2 separate regions of the Homo sapiens genome follow, and region 2 is linked to region 1. Evidence: read pairs that join two places in POLR2A ChIA-PET (ENCODE). Cell type or tissue: Panc1. All regions are shown on one strand. Each heading gives the region's core, and the rest is flanking DNA. Links, peaks and the distances in the headings are about the cores only.

Region 1 (6,278 bases), core at 472-5,471:
TGGAGATTGTAGACAGATAGCTTCTGACATTATCCGCTCATTTTGAAGAGATAATGAATATTGTCCTGGATTATCGATAGAGTTGGTGGTGGGGCAAAGAAAGCAAAGTATCCTTCAAAAATATATTTTTAAAATTATTTAGCAATCTATATTAGTGAAAAGGAAAAATGAGGGCTTATAGGTCCATGAGTTTAAGTCTTTTCCTAGCAAAATTTAGGATAGTTGATTAAACAGAGAATTTATGAACATGAGATGTACTCGGAAATCTTATGGATGTACCAATAAAAAGACATACCAAACTGACCTCACTTGTTTGCTGATAGTATTTCTGGAGTATTTAAAAAATATCCTTGACTATCTTGTTGATATTTCTCTGAGCAAGATATGAAATTTTACCAAAACTGGTATTTTTCCAAACTTTAGTTTTTATCAGTGAAACTTTTTTCTTTTTTGTCATGGGTAAAACTTTATGTAGAACTTCAATATATGATATAGACAAGAAAGTCACCATAAAAGATTTGTTGAGGTCCCTTCTAGGCTGTAGGAGAGGTCTTATCAGTGTCATCATCTGTTATAAGTTTTAACGAAATTTTCAATAGATATTTTTGTGTTCTTTTTCTTAAGGAGGCCCCCTCCTAAATTGCAGTCGCTTTAGGTTCAAGACCACAAAATGGGGATTCATCTCTGAATAAAAATACAATTAGCTTTCCTTTATCGAAGTAGGGTCAGAAGGCCTAGAATGTGCTAATTTGGCCCCCTTCAAGCCAACCTTATTGATTCCCAAACTTGTTAGGATTTCTAACATCTCCTGAGAAGTTTTGTTAATTATAGATTCCTGGCTCTTACAGGAGAACAGAATTAGAATCTGTACCAATATGTCCAAGAAATCTGTATTTTTAAAAAGTACCTCAAATAATGCTGATGATGGATTCAGTTTGAGAGATATTGGGCTAGATGATAAAATATGCCACAAGACTGTTCAGCCTGAAGGTGAGTTCTCTCTAGGAGCTCTGCCTTTGATATTCTGATGCACACAATCTTTAGTAGTGACTAAGATGAAGATATAGAAAAGATAAGATATGGATGATATAGAAGGTAGAAGATATGGAAGATGTGTTTATCAAGGAGGTATTAGAGAACATGCTTTGCAGTCAGATAGACTTGGGTCCCTGCCCAGCTTTTGCACTCACTAACTGGGTGACCTTTATTTCTAATATCACTATCTAGTTCTGTTGATGTTAGACTTCAACAAGGTTGGGAATCAACAAGGTTGGGAATCAGCAAGGTTGGCTTGAGGGAGGCCAAACCAGTGAACTCTAGGCCCTCTGCTCCTACTTCAATAAGGAAAGCCTAATTTTATTTTTATTCAGAGGTGAATCCCCATTTTATGGGCCTGAAGTGATTGCAATTTAGAAAGGAGTCTCTTATTAGGTTGTTAAAAATTTGTAAAAGGATACCACATAAAGAATTAAATACCCATAGGTTTAACATGTAACTCAGCATAAAGTAAATGTGCTTTTACCATTATTACCATCATTATTAACAATAAAATAGTAGAAGAATTAGTGGGAAAAAAATCACAATTCAAAGTGGATTGAATTCAAAGTGAATTCGAATTAGAATAAAGGGCTAAAACCAAGGGAGATAAATGTCAATTCAATTCAACAATCATTTATTAAATCTTATTTCATGCAAAGTATTTAAAGAGCTAATGATTTAATAATGGAAAGTGATGCATGAATCAAAAATTATACAAAATTTGATAAGAGCAATGATAGATAATACAAAGCAAGTTAGGAAGTATAGAGACATCTAAGTCAAGTTGGTTATTGAGAATGTCATGTAAGAGGAATTTTTGAGTTGAATATTGGAAAAATGAAATCAATTAACTAGATAAAAAAGGGAAAAAGATTTTTAGGCAGAAGGAATAATGTAAAGGATCAGAGACCTGAAATAGTGGGCATAATGCTGCAGACATTTTGCTATCATCAAAGGCAAGCTGGGAGCACTTCAATAAGAGTGAGGTGAGCTGTTAAGAAAAAATAGGGGTCTGGAGTCCTCCAGACCTTCAAAGGCTTAGCTGCAAATTATTCTGGAATCTCAGTAGTAAGAAGATGATAACGAAGTTCCAGCTGGGGGTAAGGATAACCTTAATATAAGGCTTTCCTTGGTTGTATATTGGTCATGGATGTCAGATCCAAGGTGACATCCATTTCTTAGAGTCCAATAAGTTGGGATTAGTGTGACCTGACCACAGTACTCTGGACCATAATAATGCTCATTGTAAAGCACAGCAAAAAAAATCTGTTTTGTAGGGTCTATGTGGGTTACACAGGAATCTACTCCAAAACTTCTACTCCTCACCGCAGGGAGGAGTTGCAGACTTTTCTAAACCATGCATATAAAGCAGCAGAGGAAATTACTGAATGTGCAGATTTCCAGTTTACAGTCTCAGAGATTTTTGGTTCATTGGGGCCAATACAGAATATAGAAATAAGCATTTTAAAAGTCGTCCCAGATCATTCTGACCTAGGCAGTCCTCAGGCCAGTATTTGGAAGCACAGCTCTAAGCACACTGGACCCTTCAGTAAATGACACATACTGAGTCGGTTCCACTTGGTGGAAGTGGGTTTTCTAAGAGAGTTCCAGCTTTGAGTCTCAGTAACTCTGGCTTAGTTAACAAGATAAAGGGCCTTAATTATTTCAGTTAGATGTAATTAAAATAAAATTTGGAGCCCCATGCTATCCTTTCATATACGAAAGCATGCTCAAAATGTCAAAATAATTAAGTCATTCCAATCTTCACTCATGCTTCATTTAGAATATTTGAAGGGACCTAATTTCATATCCTACCATAGGACTTTAAAAATCCCCCTTTTCAAATATCTTATACCCTAACTCTGTTTTAGAGCCTAAACATTTAGAGGATCTCTAAGTGATCCTTTTTTTCATTATGCCTCTAAGGCCCTCTAGAATTCTTTTTTTAGTTTTCTGATTCCATATCCCGGTGGGTGTCGCATAGACCAGCATAGACCAAGTCTGTGGATTGAAGTAAGGGAAAGATTTATGCTAACAGTGGCAGAGCTGTCTTTGAATGATGATGAGGTCATGGAAGTTGCTGGGGTCAGGAAGAGCCTTTAAATACTATTCCTCAATTTTTACTCTGTTTGATCATTTTTTGTACTTCTATAACAGATAATATTAATTACTATTACTATTACTATTAATTAATAGTAATAGTAATTAGTATTAATTACACTACTCAAAAACCCATGCTGTTACAGTTTATTCCTCTTTTCCTTTTCTTGGTTATTTTACTTCCTATTCAGTGCCTCAGAAAGTGCTGTAAAGTTTAGCCTTGTTGCATCTGTCAAGGTCCCTCATCACAAACACTGGAACCAGGAAATATGAAATTTTCCAAGGGACAATCATTAGATATGCCTCAGGTTCTTTTGTCTTCAAGGATCGCGTTTCTGGCAAAATGCAAAGTTTGAGCCAGTCTCTGGGATCATTCAGTTTGAGAGTCATTTACCACTATCTATGCCCTATTACTTCAAGTGAAGCAACTGTTTGTGCTCTTGCTAATTGATATGTCTGGATGGTTTAGGGCCACCTGTCTGTCTCTGGGTGAGATCTGCAAATCACTAGGAGATATATGGCCAACCACTTGTAGGGAACTTTAGATACTGAATACATCAATTTGGAGGATCCCGTTTTTTTTTTTTTTTTAAAGACTATAAATGCCAAATACAACATTATATAGGAAAATAAATATTAATTTTAAATGAGAAAAAAGAACTTATGAAATTTTAAAATTTTAAAAGTTAACACATATTACAAATATCTCAAAATTCAGAAAAATAAAATTTTAGTTTTAAAAATTTAAGTGAGCATCTGAGGTTAATTCATAATACGCTTTTTCTCTTATTTTGTGACTATACATTCTTTGTTCGTCTCTTTCTAAGGTCAACACTATGATGTTTTCTATGGAGAGTGTAGACAGATAATTCAGTCTTTTCTCTAGCACTGTCAATAAAACTTTATTTATAGGTTAGAAAAATCTTTCAGTTTAATAATTCATTATTAGTAATGTGTTAAGATGTAATCTAATACTTTGATATATGTAAATTTGTACGCAGATATAGTCTTTATTTTAGAAGAACTACTACAGTTTTGCACACTTCACACGGAGGAATTTTGATATATTCTATTTTTGTAATTTTATGCAATTAAAAATAGAAACATGCACAGTATAATTGTTATATGGAATATATTTTTGATAGATGAAAATTTCCATTTGATTTCACATGGATGAAAACAGATTCATTTCCTTACAACAGTATGTATATAATGTTTGGAAGAATTTTGCACAAACTAGCCTCTGGTTGTATACATTTTGAATTTTGTTTCTCCTTAACTATTTACATACTTCTGGTGCCAGTTAGTGTAGGACATTAACATGGTGAATATGCACTCTTGCTCTACTCTACAGTGAGTTGTAATATGAGGTAAAATTGTGTACTATATCTTATATGATATACTGGGTTTTATATATTTTCAGTGTATGAGAATATTTACACCAACATTCTGAAAGAGTGCAGCAATTGTGAGCTCTCCCAATTGGCAGAGTCTGGCCTGGATTTGTACATAAAAAAATATAATATAGCAACCTAAGGAATTAAATGGTATTCCAATCGCCATGTGTTACTTGAAGACCATTGCAGGAGAACCGCTGTATACATCACAGCAATACTTTGTATAACTCCCCTTTTTTCTTCTCATCTCACACCGTTTCACTGCTATAGAGCAGTCAAAGCAATTTGCCAGTAAAGCTTACCTTTCAAATCCCAGGCTGTCCTTCCCGAATATCATGACTGTTTAGATTATTTAGATTTTCTGGCTATGCCTTCCTTGTTTACCTAGGACTTCTCAGCTAGCTTCTTACCTAGTACACTATTACAAAGCATAAAATCTCTCTTGTTAGAGGGCAAGGTAGGGAAACAATTTGAGCCCTTTATCAGATAGGTGGAGTGGAGACAGGACAATGGCTGAGACTCACTTACTGGTGATGCTTGACTCAGTCATATCAACTTGACCAGGTCAGGGAAAAGGGTACAAAATATAGAGTCCTATATTTAGGTTACAAGATCTAGTTCTAAGAGAGGTGGTCAAGTTATATAATTTTGTAGATATCATTGTAAAGATACCACTGTAAAAATATCTTTGTATTTTTTTCTCACATGAATTTTAGATCCTCCTCTGAACTCTTCTGTCACTTAACAACAGTGCTAACTTAAACTTTTAATATTTCCACCCCATCACACAGTTAAATTTTCTCATCTTCAGCAGAGCTACAAAAACACACTGAATAATTTCTATGGTAATACAGAACCACCCAAAACATTCTCCTCTTCTGTAGTTTGCAAACTTATAGTGGACTAATCTCTCATTAAGTTAAAATAGTAAACATAGAAATGACATGTATCATAAATGGGTATGAGAGAATTACATATAAAAAGTGTATTACAAATGCAGCTCTGGAATTTAGAGACCTGTACATGGAGTAGCTTTGTAACTGCATTTGTTCAGGGCCGGTGCAGCGGGGAGTTAATCACTGATTAAAATCTAAATGAATAGGAGTCAACTCTTGTCAAAAAATGAATAGGAACTCTCAGTTCCTTATGTACTTCCATTTAAAGTAAATATTTATTTCACTTTATTGAACATCCCACATTGCATGTTATCAGTTGGAACTGAGTAAACTTTACTCAGTGAAAGTTCTATTTTCTCTAACTGTCATTTTGAAGAGAAGTAAAGGGTGATAGGTATTTTTACCTTTAATTTTGTGGGACTTGAAAATGAAAGAATTGTATACTTTGAAAAATGTTAAAAATTAATTCCTATAAAAAATTTCACCCTATAACTTTTTGGAGTATTTTAATAAACAGTATCCTTTAAGTTTAGGGTTATTAAATGTTTTTCTTTTACAATACACTAAAAAGTAATAATTTATCATACAAATATATGAGTATATATAAATAATATATCAATAATATACCAATCTCAGCCTTTATAATATTGAAGAGCATCAGGCCTTTCCCTGGATTAGGCTTTGGCTTAGGGGAATGTTGTGGCTGGTTTGATCTTCTGCCTAGACCACTCAAACTTTCTCCGTTTCAGCAATAAGGCTGTTTCACTTATTATCTGTGTGTAAACCAGAGTAGCACTTTTAATTCCCTTCTGACTTTTTCTTTGCATTTAAAACTTTTCTAACTGTT
Region 2 (6,278 bases), core at 794-5,793, 330 kb before region 1:
AATAGTTTTCATTTCCAAGGTTTCTGCAAATTTGTCAATGACTTTATCAAAATGATCTTTATATATTTTGTTTAGTATCAGGATGTCCAGATCTGCTAATCTGTCTTCACTCCTACTTGATAAAATCATAATTTATATAAATCTTATTTTTGAAAGTTTTTTCATGCACACAACATATATAAAAGTAGAAAATGTCTTAAACACAAAGAAATTGGTTAGAAATTCATAGAAACCTTTTTCTCCATCAATTTCAGAAATTATAATGCAGTCTGTCATTGTTTCTTTGGATTTGTTGTGGTTTTCCAGAGTTTTCACATTTGAAAATGTTTGCTAAAATATCCTTACAAAAAATAAAATAAAACAATATTATATTTGGTAAAAAATTCTGAAGTATATAATGGTTTTGAAATTGGTTGAGCTTACTTAGGGTAGTATTTGTGTCTCTAAGTCATGAGGTACTACATATTCCTGCAAGCAAACAGTAGATTTGATATAAACAATGATAGCACAGTGATCGTAAAGAAAAAATATAACCGTACTTCAGTTCTTACTCACCCCATGTGTATCGGGTTTGACTGTATAACCAGCAGTTCTCTACATTAGCTTCCATGGAATACAATGTTTATTAAAGGATAAATAATAAAAATGTGCTAATTGGAAACTTACATACATATTATGAAAATACAGCAGTTGCAACAGCAATTTTTAAAACTTTGCTCAACACAAATTTTTTCTGGGAGGAATATTTTGTCATTGACACTGTTTAGAATTGCTGGAGGCATGGGGATAATAAAAAGCAGAATGACTAATAGTTGGTTGTATTACTGTTTTTAAATCCTCTACAGAAAGTGAATCTTTTTCTTTCCTGAACCCAGAGGGGCTTGCTCTAACCACCTAACCTTGGTACAGCAATGATGTTAATAGGAGATTAATGGCATGCAATAAAACTTGATTCTGTTTCCTATTAAGGAAAGAGAGTCAGAGAGAGAGAGAGAGAGAGAAAGCGGGGGAGGGGGAGGGGGAGAGAGACAGAGAGAGAGCTAGGAATAGAAAGATAATTTACTCATATGATAAATAATATCTATCACAAATTAGCAACAAATTTTATTTTATTGTATTTTATCTTATTTTATTTTATTTTATTTTATTTTATTTTATTTTATTTTATTTTATTTTATTTTATTTTATTTTATTTTATTTTATTTATGTATTTGAGATGTAGTCTTCCTCTGTAACCCAGGCTGGAGTTGCAGTGGTGCGATCTCGGCTCACTGCAATCTCCGCTTCCCAGTTTCAAGTGATTCTCCTGCCTCAGTCTCCTGAGTAGCTGGGACTACAGGCGGGCACCACCATGCCCAGCTAATTTTTGTATTTTTAGTAGAGATGGGGCTTCACCGCGTTAGCCAGGATGGTCTCGATCTCCTGACCTCGTGATCCACCCACCTCGGCCTCCCAAAGTGCTGCAATTACAGGCGTGAGCCTCCGCGCCTGGCCAGCAACAAATATTTTAATAATAAAATTATGTCTAATGAAATTCCAAATTAAGGCAAAATAAACAACAGAAGAATGACAGCAAACCAAACTAGTGTACTGGTTATCACTATCAATAATTAACAGAGGTCTGGAAGTTTGAAATGCTACAAGTTTTAACTGTATACAGTTGATAATATTGCTTTCTTTAGGAATCAACTGAAAACATACTAAAATTAATTGGTATGACTAAGAGAGCAGAAATAAGACTAAAAATAAAAACACAATGGATTTCTTCTATGTAAAGAGCACTCAGAGACTATGATGAAAATATTACATACCAATGACAGTAGAAGTAGAAAAAAACACCAAAATAATAGTGTGAAAAGTTTAATTGGAATTCTTAACAAGAACATGTAAGATTTTCATGACTAAATTTTATATAAATAAAAACTTGTATAAATAAGTTGTGACACAATTTTCTGAATGAGAAAAGAGAGATGAAATATTGTCTTTCTATTTGCATATAGATTTACTATCAATCTGAAAGTCTTAACTGAATCTTTCTTGGATCGTCACAAAAATATACAAAAAAAACTCATCTTAAAATAAAAATCAGCTAAGAACTAGTGGAACAGCAAGTTTAGTAATTTTCCTACCAAATTTTAATGTACATTTTAAAGCCCTACTAAATATTTTAATATTTTATATATTGCTATAATAGAACAAATTGTATATAGCATGCTTCCTGAATTGGATAGATTTTAATATCATGAGAGTAGATAGATATACTAACAGAAATAAATTCATTTTACTAATAAGTGCTTGGCATATAAAAACAATACTTTGGGGGGATAGAATAGGAGGCATGAAAATTTGGGCTAATACAATTTCCTTCTAAATTTACTGAAAAATGAGAAGGATCTTCAACTTTCTTGCAGAGTCATTCACTCAAGATACCTTTGCAATAAAATAAACTTCCCAACATCTGACATGGCCCATACTTAAAAGGATGCTTTTCATACCTTTTAAGGAATCTTTTCTGTGATTTACTAGAGGGAATGTAGATTTTTTTTATTATCAGGTGCTTTCTATGACATCTAATCAGAGTATTAACACTGTGGCCATGACAAGTGTTTAAAATTTAAAAGTACTTTTGTAATACTTAATCCTCTTAAGTTGATTTTTATTTTTACCGAAGTTATACTTGCACATGGCCTAAATCATGCTATAAAGTTTTGTTAAGAAAAACAGAAGTTCACTTTATTTTCCAAGTCCACAGATTCCTTTGCAGTTCAGTGGTTCTACTGCCTATTCCTCTCTCCAGAAATGTTCTAGTAATATTCCCTGGGGTGGAAGCCAGCTTTCCACACTTCTTCCAGAGGTACTACCACCTGCCTCCATGGGAGAACTGGCTCTGGACAACCGCTCTAGTCTTGCTTTGTCTACTGCTCCTGCCTATCTCCCTTAAAAGCATTAGCTTCTCTCCCTTCTCCTGTGACATACATAGCGTATTCCTCACTCCATGACATTGTCATAGGACTGAAAGAAGCCAGGAAGGGAAGTTGTGTACAAGTAAGCTCTGTTTTCTGTTTTAAAGCGCAATCATCCACTGAAAGAAAAAATAGCACAGAGACCTGTCTAGCTGCTTAGAATGGGGAGAAGAAAATTAAGAGAAAAAAAATGATAAATAGCTTTTCTTTTCCTTATTCTATTAAAGTAAAAAAAAAAAAAAAGCAAAACAAAACAAAACAAAACAAAAACAAAAAACCCACAACACTAATATTTTGTGCCACTATGCTCTTTGCTCTAAGGAATATAAAGTAGGATACACAAAACTGCTTTTAAGAAATTCAGTCTGTTAGATCAAAACAGTAACTTTGGTAGTAGCTATCTTTTACCATTCAACTGCTATGCAGTGCAGAAAATGCTAGATGGTATACAAACATTTCATCACTTAAAGCATTCTACATCTTGTAAGGTAAACTGTTTATTATCTCCTGTTTGCAATGAGGAAATTGAGGTTTGGAGAGGCCCACATTTACACAACTAATGAGTTAAGAAGATGGGACTGGAACCTACTTTCTTAATCACTATGCTAAACAGCCTGCAGATACACATTTAGTTGATGCTAAATAAATATTTGATGAAAGAATTTCTAATAAAAGACAGACATGGCTTATGATGAATGGCAGTGCCTTTATCAAATAAGCATTACTGTGAATGCTTTGCCAGAAGAGGAAAGGATTACTGTGAGGAGGCAGAAGGTAGAAAATGTGCACAAAGTAAGGCTTACACTGGATAAAATTTGTGACAGAGGAACTTTGTGGGATAAAGTAATAACTTGAGCAGTGGTGTGAATATATAAGGTATGTATATATCACTGGGGCCCAGCATCCCTGATTAAGGATATTAAATATATCCTAGGTAGGGATCTATCTATCTACCTCTAATCTATCTATCTATCTATATCTATCGATCTATCTATCTATCTATCTATCTATCTATCTATCTATCTACCTACTTACCTAACTACCTATCTATAAATACACACATAAACTTTTCTATCAGGTAAATATTTATGTTCTACTTGACATTTGCCAGGCATGTCTAAGCGATTTATATGTATTAGCTCATATAATCCTCAACAACAAAATTACAATATAAATACTATGATTAATCCCTATTTTACAGATGAATAAAAGCTAAAAGTCAAGTAACTTGGTAAAGGTTGTGCAACTTGTAGATGACACCTGAGATTTGAATCCAGATTTTTCAAGGAAAGGTGATGTATTAGAGATAAACATGAAGTGCTGTTCTTGGTCAAAAACTAAAAAAGTATGGCCCTGATAGACCTTGAAAGATACTATGTATGCAAAGGACTTCAAAATGCTGTTTAAGCACAAGTTTCAGAGGAAACAAATTGATAGGTCCACCAGAAAATGTACTGTAAGTTTAGGTTTTATTAGTAGAATAGATTATCAAGGGTAGGATAGAAATAGTCCTCATCTACATGTTGATCAGAGAAATCTAGGATGATTTTCATTCACTTCTGGTCTCCATAATTTAATAAATATATAGAGAAAGTTTAACATGTTCATAGGAGGTAAATGCAGGGTGTGAGGGTGTTCTAAATTATATATTAGGAATGCTTGAAGGAAATCTTTTAAAAGCTTTTCATCTTACATATAATAAAATTCAAACTCCTCACTCTGTTCTACATATCCCTAAATAATATCTATTTTGGCTAGCCCTTTTACATTTTTCCTAACTCTTCCTGCAGCTCACTCTGCTTTAGTTTGCTCCTTTTGCTCTTCCTTAAATAAGACAGTGTCCTTCCACAGGGCCTTTGCACCTGCCATTCACACTGCCTAAATATTCCTCTCCAATCTATGTGTGTTGCTTACTCTCATGTTAGTAAATTGCCAGTTTTTCAGAGATTTCTTCCTCAATCATCTTATGTAAAATAGCATTCATATTACTCTCTATTCACTTACCCTGGTATATGTGTGCACATGTCTGCATATATGTATGTTCATGTGTAGGTACGCACATACATAAGAAGACCTTTATCAGCACCTGATATTATTTATATATTCAACAAGTCTTAGTTCTTGCTGTTACAGTTTTCTCCGGTAGAATATGAACTCTATAAGGATAGGGACTTTGCCTCTTTTCTTCACTCCTATAGCCCCAGACCACAGCAGTGTGCCTGAAACACAGAAGGGTCACAACAAATATTGATTGAAAGAATAAATGATGGACCATTTAGCTTCAAGAAGAAAAAAATGCAATGAGGCTAATTGTTATCTTCAAATATTTGAATTGCTTTTGCATAGAAGTGTGATTAGACATAATCTAAAATAGAGCTAAATTAATGGTAATCCCATTTTTAATAACAGTCACAGTGGTTCAGAGATGAAGTGTGTTTATTCTCTGTTACTGAATATGTTCAACCAGTGACAGCCTAATTTCTTAGGTAAGATTTAGAAAGGATCATATTTGGACTAAATGAATTGTAAGAGCTGGTCTAATCCTGCAGTCTTTGATTTTATGACTGGAGATAAGGGAAAAATGATTCCTGCTGCATCCTTTGTCCCACCTGATACCTGGCTCATATTTAGAATCATAGCATTTTAGGGCTGACAGAGACTAAAGATCACATAGAGACTGAAGTTGAAAACCAGGAGATGATATTATCTTTCTGCAACAAAACCAACTATGATCATCCACGGACCACAGCATAAACTCCCAACTCCTCAGTCATCAATAAATATTTATTAACCTCTAACTACTTGCTAGGCAGTGTTTTCAACCCTGAGGTTACAGCAGCAAATGAGATAAACAAGAACTTTCTTTTCATTGTGATACCATTTATCATATCGTAGCTAGACTTACATGTATGTGTATAAATGTATGTATATATTGAATATATGAATAATATGAATATATTGAATTATAAGTAGTATATCACTCATCTAAATTTTGTGTGTTATTACTAAATGGAAAAGATAGGGAATCAAGTGTAGTGACTGGGAAACAGTGTTTTCTTTGTTTACAAATTTGCATTCTTTTGGCTTTTGAATGATTATACCAAAGTGACAGCTGTTGGTCAACCAGAAACCAGGAGTCAGCTGAATTTTTGCAGGATATTTATTCATACATTAGGGTGGTCTTCCAGGAAACAGAACAACAAACAGAATATTTTACAGGCAGTGTTATAGAAATATACACAAAGAAGCATTCTGGTTGAAAGTAGAAACTTTTGACCTCACACAGGGAAGTCTAAATGTAACTTAGGCTACACC

Evidence for each region. ChIA-PET counts read pairs that join two places held together with the same protein. Peaks named below come from ENCODE experiments on the same cell type or tissue, not always from the same donor. Only the 100,000 strongest peaks of a DNase experiment are listed, where the experiment ranks them.
Region 2: POLR2A ChIA-PET joins it to region 1 with 5 read pairs; 1 of 35 experiments calls an interaction of 5 or more read pairs at or near these places.

Annotation. Positions count from the first base shown.
Region 1 is chr6:55,521,915-55,528,192 of GRCh38, reverse strand. All of the region lies in intron 3 of HMGCLL1 (3-hydroxy-3-methylglutaryl-CoA lyase like 1), which reads left to right. Among named protein-coding and RNA genes, the nearest start is that of HMGCLL1, 54 kb to the left of the region's middle. In Panc1, for the core only: no CTCF peak of the experiment used is centred there; no DNase peak of the experiment used is centred there; H3K27ac peaks cover 1,130 bases.
Region 2 is chr6:55,848,066-55,854,343 of GRCh38, reverse strand. The region is part of intron 1 of BMP5 (bone morphogenetic protein 5); the gene reads left to right. Among named protein-coding and RNA genes, the nearest start is that of BMP5, 24 kb to the left of the region's middle. In Panc1, for the core only: no CTCF peak of the experiment used is centred there; no DNase peak of the experiment used is centred there; H3K4me3 peaks cover 54 bases; H3K27ac peaks cover 4,659 bases.